Linked DNA regions of Homo sapiens: region 2 is linked to region 1. The links are chromatin contacts, found by Hi-C or POLR2A ChIA-PET in ENCODE. All regions are on one chromosome and are shown on one strand. Each heading gives the region's core, a stretch centred on a gene start or an enhancer-like site at or near the end of the contact. The rest is flanking DNA. Distances are from core to core; before and after follow the strand shown. Region 1 holds the start of DCHS2 (dachsous cadherin-related 2). Region 2 holds the start of LRAT (lecithin retinol acyltransferase).

Region 1 (4,184 bases), core at 818-3,317:
GTTGGCTGAAGAGAGGTGGTTGGTCATTGAGGTCAGCGACCCGGAGTAGCAGCGTCTCCTCCGTGCTCAGCGGCGGGGACCCCGCGTCCGTGGCCACCAGTAGTAACTCATACAGATCGCGGCTCTCTCTGTCCAGGGGCCCCTCCACGCAAAGGAAAAATACCCCTGGGGGGCCGCCGGGTAGCAACGCGAAGTCTCCCTCTCCGCCTTCCAAGGACAGAGAGATGCTCCCGTCTCCAAGACCCACACCAAGCTCCCCTGTGGCCTCATCTTCCTTCTCCCAGTCACCGTCCGCGTCAGACACCGAGACGCGAGCCACGTAGTCGCCCGGTCGGGCGCCTTCAGAGACACGGGCGACGCCTCCCTCTGTGAGAAAGAGCACGTGAATTGCTGGCCGGTTGTCATTCACGTCCAGCACGGCGATGGACACGCGCACCGTGGCAACCTCAGGCTCGGCGCCTCCATCGCGGGCCTCCACCACCAACTGGTGCCAGGCCTGTGCCTCGCGGTCCAGAGGTCTCCACACTCGCACCACGCCGCTCAGCTCCTCCACCGCGAAGTAGGCCGCGTCGCCCAGTGCCCCGCCGCCGCTACCCGCCCCAGGCACTTGCCGGGCGCGGACGCTGTAGCGCACGAAGCCATTGGGCCCCAGGTCGCGGTCGGTGGCGCGCACGCGACAGACCTCGGCGCCCGGCTGGGCGTCCTCGCGCACCGCGGCGCGGTACTCGTCCTGCTCAAAGACCGGCGGGTTGTCGTTCTCATCCAGCACGCGCAGCTCCACGCTCAGGAGGCCGGTGCGCCGGGGTCGGCCGCCGTCCCATGCCTCGATCTGCAGCCGGTGCGCCGCCGCCTCCTCTCGGTCCAAGCGCCGCAGCAGCACCAGATCTAGAGGCTCCAGGGGTGACGAGGAGCCTGGCAAAAGCGGTGACGGTAGTGGCCCCGGAGTCCGGTAGCGCAACTGGAAGAACGGGCCTGCGGGGTCCTTGGGCAGGTCGGACGGTTGCACCAGGGTGTAGCCCTGAGTGCTGAACAGTCCGGCGTCCGGATCGTGGGCAACTGGCAGGCGGAAGGCGGTCCCTGGCGGGCTGAGCTCGGAGACGTCGAGTTGCAGGGAGTCGAGGGGAAAGCGGGGCGAGTGGTCATTCACGTCGTTGACGCGAATCTCCACCTGCACCACAGCGCCCAGCAGCGTGGCGGCGACGAAGCTGTAGTGGTCCCGCCGCTCGCGGTCCAGGCGCCGCGCAGTGCGGATGATGCCGGTGTCCGGGTGCACGTGGAAGTCGTCCAGCAGCGGGGAGTCATCGGAGTCCTCCGACAGAAAGAAGCCGCTCCCCTCCTGCTGCTGCGCGGCCGGCAGCCCGGCGCGGATGTCACCTACCAGCGTGTCCGGGGGAAGCCCCTCATCTACGGAAAGGGTGAGGTTGAACAACTGGGCAGAGGAGCCCGAGGCCGCCCACAGCCACACGTGCACCAAGAGCCAGAGCAGGGAGCGCTGCGTCCTGGCGCCGCTGCTGCCTGACCGCCCATGGGGTGTATCTCTCCTCCCGGGGAGCAGAAGGAGCTTCCCGACCGGAGCCCGCCGCTGCTGACGCCCTTCGCCCATCTTCCGCCCACAAGGGCTCATTTCTCCTCCAGCTCCTTGGGAAGGCTCTCGGGTAACTGCCAGCTTGTGGCAGGATCGCAGAAAAATCCAGGAGCCTCTTCAGTGTCTGAGCCAGAGAAGAAAAGACTTTGTTTGGCAAACAAACCGACGGCCCAGGAATTCCCGAGGTTACATCTGCAACTGGTGAAAGCGTCCTCTGCCTGCAGCTCACGCAGACAGGGAAGTAAGCTCTAGCTGCCTCTGCCGCGGCAGCCACCTCTTCTGCCCCTGGATTTCTTTAAACGAATCTCATCTCTTTTTCTCTCTCCTTTTATTCCCTTTACATCTGTTCCTTGTTCTACTCGGCTGGTTGTTCCCCCCTGGTAAAGTCAGGTGCATTATTTCTTTTGCCAAAAAGGAGGAGATTATATGAAGCGCGCACACACAAGGAGAGGATGGGGATCTGGCCGGAGTAGGGGGTGGAGTAAGGGCGTGGAGGCAGGGAGTCAGGGCGCTGGGGAGGAGGGAGAGAGGGAGGGGGGAAGGGAGGTCTGCGGCCCTGTCCGCTGCTCCGGGGGCGGGGCGGTGGTTCCCCACTGTGTCTCCGGGCGCCAGGGACCGCGCGACTCCTGCTCCGACCCAGCCTCCGCCGCCTGCCTTCCCCTCCCTGCCGTGTGATGCGGCGCACACGAGGGCAAACTCCAACCTGCGAGCCGCGCTCTGCAGCAGGGCGGAAGAGGAGCAAATGCAAAAGCACTGGGAGACGTGCACCGCGGGGCGGGTGGGGGACGCGCAGGCGGGGCGTCTGCCTGGGCTTGGCCAAGTGCCAAGTGATGATGGGTGCGGGGAGGTGAGAGGAGCGGCCTCTCCGCGGCCTCCCCCTCCATCCGCTTGACCGTCCCTCTGCAGGCCTGACTCTTGGCTCGCGCTGAGCCAAGAGGGTAGAGGTTATCATCACTTTGGGGTGCCAAACTTGTGTTCTCCATTTGGCGAGAGGGACTCCCGTCCGCAGCGGAAGGACAGATGGAGTCAAAGGCCGATGCATAGCTGGGGCCAGGATGGCTTTAAAGGGGAGAAGGCGGAACTTGGAAAAGCCTTCCAGAAAACCCGAGAAATCTGTGGCACACATGGTGCAAACCACACTTTATTATGCGTGCTACTACCCAGCGACGTGTGAGCCTCTTGTCACTCCCCTCTGCCACCAGGAATGACGACAATATATCCGCCCTGAGAACCCTTTTTCTACATTCAGCGCCATCATAACACTTCCAGGATGTCTGACGATGCTGACTGATGAGCAGAAAGCCCTGGTGGCTGACACCCCGCAAGCCCTCAGCGCTCCCCCACCACCCCTAGGCAAGGAAGTGTGCAAGCGGGATAACTCTACGGATACCACTTTCAAAACTAGCTTCTGTCTGAGCCGAACGCAAATGCCAATAAATAGCCATAGTCGCAGATTTCCCTTCAATTAACTATAATAATCGGTAGAAACTGATCAATGGCCTCTAATAAAGTACGCCTGAGAAAAGACTCTCTGGACTCTTAAAAATGGCTGACCATATTTAGCAAGTGGTTTCTGCAATTTTGCATTTGGGCCTGAGAGAAGAATTAATTTCCTAGATACCGTTTCTCTCCTTTAGGGAGGACCAAAAGCCCTGCATAGTGGTTTCTTGCAGCAACAACAAAATGCCTTTTTAAATGTGCAACGGAGGTGTATGTAATTGCTAATCCACAGCCACACCGTTATCTCTACCTGTGACCAAATAACAATAAAATAATTGACTTTGTAGCATATATGTTACCGAAAATGGGGACATTATTAAAATAAATTCAGCTTTCTTTCCCCCAATGAACTCTCTTTAACCATTAAAGAGATTTGTTATGAGTCTTTAGAGTCTTTTTATCTTCAGTCTCTGCATTTGCACCCTAACTAGTCCCTCCCCTCCCACTCTTGCCCCTTTATAAGTAATTCTTTTCTGTTTTTGCTATTGTTGTTGTTGTTGCTGTTTTGTTTTCTGAGTCAGGATCTCACTCTGTCACCCAGGCTGGAGTGCGGTGGTGCAATCATGGCGCACTGCAACCTCATGGACTCAAGTGATTCCATCACCTCAGCTTCCAGAGTAGCTGGGACTATGGGTGCCCACCACTATACCTGGCAAATTTTATATTATTTTATTAATTTATTTGTTTATTTTTTTTACTTTTGTAGAGATGAGGTCTCACTATATTGCCCAGGCTCGTCTCGAACTCCTGGGGCCAGTCTTCCTGCCTAGGCCTCCCAAAGTGCTGGGATTACAGGCTTGAGCCACCGCAACCAGCCTATAAGTAATTCTTGAACAAGCATCTGGATTAATGTTTTTAAAGCTGTCTCAAATCATATTACCTCCTGCTTAGAACCTGAAATGATTCCATTATACTTAGATTATAATTCAGACTCCTTCAATCAAGCTCCTTTTAGTAGTACAGGATCCTATCCATCTTTCTGACCTTGCCTCATACCACCACTCTGGACTCAGCCATCTGCCTTCTTTTTGATCTTGTACCTTTGAATTGTTAGAACTTTCCATGCCTGGGAGTTCTTTTTTCTGCTTTGGAAAGAGCT
Region 2 (4,044 bases), core at 1,308-3,807, 250 kb after region 1:
CACTTAATGGCATAACGTTCTGGCTTAAAAAATTGGAATTTATCAGAGGCAAAAATATCCTTCAAGAAACTATGGACACTCCGCGCCCTATTCATTTCCATGGCAGCAGAGTATCTGCATCTTGAGCCACCTATACAGATTCATGCCTCGTATCGCTCTCACCTCCTTTCTTTTTGAAGTAAAGCCCTTTCCCAAGAAGGCGGCCAGAAAGTGGACCCCACCGGGGGAAAAAGAAAAATGAAACGCAAATCAGCTTGGCACTGCTTGCGTCTTCCAAAACGCGGTGGGACAAGGCTATTGAGTCTATAGCTAATTCTTTCATGTATATAAAATGTATACATATGTATATATTTTTATATACATAAAAGAATTCATATATATGTATATAGCTATGTGGAGCCCTGAAGCAATTCTCCATGCTTTTGTCTCCCTCAAGTTCCCCAGGTGGAGGCAGTCATAAGCATTATAAGCCGCCTTAGTGACCACCAGGGACGGAAACCGTTAATTATCACGTTTCCTTTCATCTCCAGGGGCCCTTTGGCCCGTGACACAAGAGGCTTCGGTATTGGCGCTTTCCCAGAACTGGCCCAGAGGAGCCAGTTCAGAGTGTGAGGTCGGGTCTGCATTGAACGTACACACCGAGGTCTATCAGACTCCCCCGATTTTAGCGAAGGGTGCTGACTGCTGTGCTGCTAGAGGCTAGCAAGCTCCCTGTGCGCAGCTGATGAGTTTCAGCAACTCGCCACCTGGGCGCTTTTCTTTAAATTTTGGGAGTAAACTGGGAAAATAAAAAAATCTCCACGTCCACTGGCTCTCTCCCCTTCTCCAACTTCCTCTTTCGACTCGTTTGTGGGAGTTTTCTCCTCTTTGCTGGGACTATAATGTGATGCGCAATCGTTTGTGAATGAACAAAAGTCACCGGCAAGCAGGGAGACGGGGACAGATCGCTGACGGCAGATTGAGGGTGGCAGCAAAGGCCCGGCCTCCAAGGATAATGGGGAGCCGTTTTCCCTCACGCCTGGTCTCTATGGCCCCCTTCGTCTTCCAGGTAAAATGAATGTTCCTTCATCCATCATCCGCAGAGTACCCTCAGGCGTGCGTAGAATCTGCTGATGAAACCTATTAGCGCCGACTGGGCAGCTTTGTGGAGCCACCCGAGGCTCTCCATTGTGGCCTTTGTCTGCAGAATTTAAGCATTTACATAATGCATTAGCACGGAACTCAGCACCCGGTGGGGACATCGCGTGCCAAGCCTGGCGCGGCCAACGCTTCAGCGGCTCCCTCACCCGGCAGCTCCCTAGGACCACCCTCGAGGAGGCATTGGAGTCGGGCTGCAGGCGCACGGGCAAAGAACTTAGCATCTCATCCAAGTACTTCGCCTTCCTTGGCCGTCTCCGGGAGGTTATGCTTAAAAACATAAAAATAAAAATAAAAATAAAAATAAAGGGAGGCGGACAAAGTTTCGGTGGGTGAACTGAAGCTGGGTCCATGTGACCCTGAAGCCGGAGAAATAAACTTAACATGAATCTTGCTTTCCTGGCGGGCGTTGGGACCCCGCCGTTTTTCATGCCAACCGTTGGAAGCTTCGTACTCAACGGCCACAGGTGCCTAGGAGCGCAGAGAGGCCTCGGGTTCAAATCACCGGCGCGCAGGGACTGGACTCGCGGGTAGCGACCCCCCCAACCCCCCCCCCCCCGCCCTACACACACACCCTCGCGCCGGCTGAAAGCATGGAGGATTCAGGGCATTTGAAAAAAGAGGGGCTGGGCGCGGTGGCTCACGCCTGTAATCCCAGCGGTTTGGGAGGTCCAGAAGGGCGGATCACTTGAGGTCAGGAGTTCGAGACCAGCCTGGCCAACACCAGCCTGGCCAACATGGTGAGACCCCGTGTCTACTAAAAATACAAAAATTAGCCAGGCGTGGTGCCTGTAATATCAGCTACTTGGGAGGCTGAGGCACGAGAATCGCTTGAACCTGGGAGGCGGAGGTTGCAGTGAGCCCAGATCGCGCCACCGCCCTCCTGCTCTGGGTGATAGAGCAAGGCACTGTCTCAAAACAAAACAAAACAAAACGAAAGATTCGGTCAGGAAAGAATCTGCAGGCATTCGAGGCGCTCGCACTTTGCAAAGTAAATGCAATCTCTTTATTAAGCCGAAGTCCCTCATATCTATCCTTTTAGAGGAAGGTGGTCCAACTCAGAAATCTCTCCCAAGAGGACTTTCCACCGAAGACTACCGCGAAGTGCCAGGAACTCGCCCCAGTCCCGACAGGTGCAGGACCTTTCGTGCCGCCACACCTTGGGACTCTACCTCCCTAAATAGGCCACTTAAAAGCCAGTAGTGCAACCGGGATCCCGCGGCGATAAAGAATCACTGTGCAGAACCCTGGAGCTGGGAGTCGGCCCGCCCCCCTCCCAAAGAAACCGGGATCCCGCGTCCTCCCCGCCGCTAGCGCAGCGCGCCAGCGGCGCCCAATCAGTGAGCTTTCCGGGTCTGTGACGGCCTTCGGCTCCGCCCCCTCGACGGCCATAAAAAGTCGCAGCGAAGCCTGCACCTCCGAGCACCGCGCGCGGCCCTGCCCCCGGCACGGCCCCCAGGTGCGCTCCTTCTCCGGCTGCTTGTAGCACTGGTCTCACTGTCCCCGCCGTCAGCCACCGGTTCCTTATCCGTCTCATTCCCCATTGTGGCTTGGCTGAGCCGGTCGCCAGGCCTCGCTGTCCTCCTTTGCCTTCCTCTCTCCTCAGCGGCCGTACTTTGCGCCGTACCTCACCTGGCCTGCAGGTGAGCAGCAGCGCAGCACCCCTGCCCGGCGAGCTTAACTTGCCCAGCCCGGCCCCTGCCGGAGTGGCACCGGCACCTCTCCAAGACGCCCTCTTCCCTGCAGGATGAAGAACCCCATGCTGGAGGTGGTGTCTTTACTACTGGAGAAGCTGCTCCTCATCTCCAACTTCACGCTCTTTAGTTCGGGCGCCGCGGGCGAAGACAAAGGGAGGAACAGTTTTTATGAAACCAGCTCTTTCCACCGAGGCGACGTGCTGGAGGTGCCCCGGACCCACCTGACCCACTATGGCATCTACCTAGGAGACAACCGTGTTGCCCACATGATGCCCGACATCCTGTTGGCCCTGACAGACGACATGGGGCGCACGCAGAAGGTGGTCTCCAACAAGCGTCTCATCCTGGGCGTTATTGTCAAAGTGGCCAGCATCCGCGTGGACACAGTGGAGGACTTCGCCTACGGAGCTAACATCCTGGTCAATCACCTGGACGAGTCCCTCCAGAAAAAGGCACTGCTCAACGAGGAGGTGGCGCGGAGGGCTGAAAAGCTGCTGGGCTTTACCCCCTACAGCCTGCTGTGGAACAACTGCGAGCACTTCGTGACCTACTGCAGATATGGCACCCCGATCAGTCCCCAGTCCGACAAGGTATGATGTGTGACTCCCAGGGGAAGTGGGCTCCGCGGAGATGCCCCCTCCCATCCCTGACCTTTTCTCTTCCCCGCGAGTAGGGATCTAATTCCTGGACACCTCCCCTACCACTTCCATACCATCCTTTTTCTTTTTCCTTTTTTTTTTTTTTTTTTTTTTTTTTTTTTGAGACGGAGTCTCGCTCTGTTGCTCAGGCTGGAGTGCAGTGGCGCGATCTCCACTCACTGCAAACTCCGCCTCCAGAGTTCACGCCATTCTCCTGCCTCAGCCTCCTGAGTAGCTGGGACTACAGGCACCCGCCACCACGCCCGGCTAATTTATTTTTGTATTTTTAGTAGAGATGGGGTTTCACCGTATTAGCAAGGATGGTCCCGATCTCCTGACCTCGTGATCCTCCCGCCTCAGCATCCCAAAGTGCTGGGATTACAGGCGTGAGCCACCGTGCCCGGCCTTCCATAACATTCTTAAAGTTCTAGATTAAGTAAGGAAAGTTCTGGTGTTCCTAAGGTAGGCTAAGTAAATAAGCAAATGGCAACGTGCCTTGCAGGATATCTCGAAATGCTTAGAGAAAGGATGTGGCAATGCAGGACCGCTTCCAGAGATTCCAGAGCTGCCCA

The links. Hi-C counts contacts between places; a loop is a spot of excess contacts on that map. ChIA-PET counts read pairs that join two places held with the same protein, here RNA polymerase II (POLR2A). Pooled maps may share reads with other maps.
Region 2: a map of naive thymus-derived CD4-positive, alpha-beta T cell shows a loop between it and region 1 (5-fold over the local background). The contact joins the promoter of LRAT here to the promoter of DCHS2 in region 1. A Hi-C loop is called at or near these places in 1 of 168 maps with a recorded cell type or tissue (naive thymus-derived CD4-positive, alpha-beta T cell), 1 of 37 single-sample maps with no recorded cell type and 7 of 50 pooled maps. POLR2A ChIA-PET finds 5 or more read pairs at or near these places in 2 of 52 experiments (WTC11 and common myeloid progenitor, CD34-positive).

The regions. Positions count from the first base shown.
Region 1 is chr4:154,489,732-154,493,915 of GRCh38, forward strand. It overlaps DCHS2 (dachsous cadherin-related 2), which reads right to left and starts at 2,068. Exons shown (of 20, transcript NM_001358235.2): 1 at 1-2,068. The coding sequence starts at 1,624. RefSeq lists enhancers at 1-852, 853-1,808, 1,277-1,416, 1,467-1,646, 2,449-2,498.
Region 2 is chr4:154,741,443-154,745,486 of GRCh38, forward strand. LRAT (lecithin retinol acyltransferase) reads left to right here and starts at 2,558. Exons shown (of 3, transcript NM_004744.5): 1 at 2,558-2,780; 2 at 2,884-3,424. The coding sequence starts at 2,885. RefSeq lists enhancers at 371-884, 885-1,396, 1,397-1,909.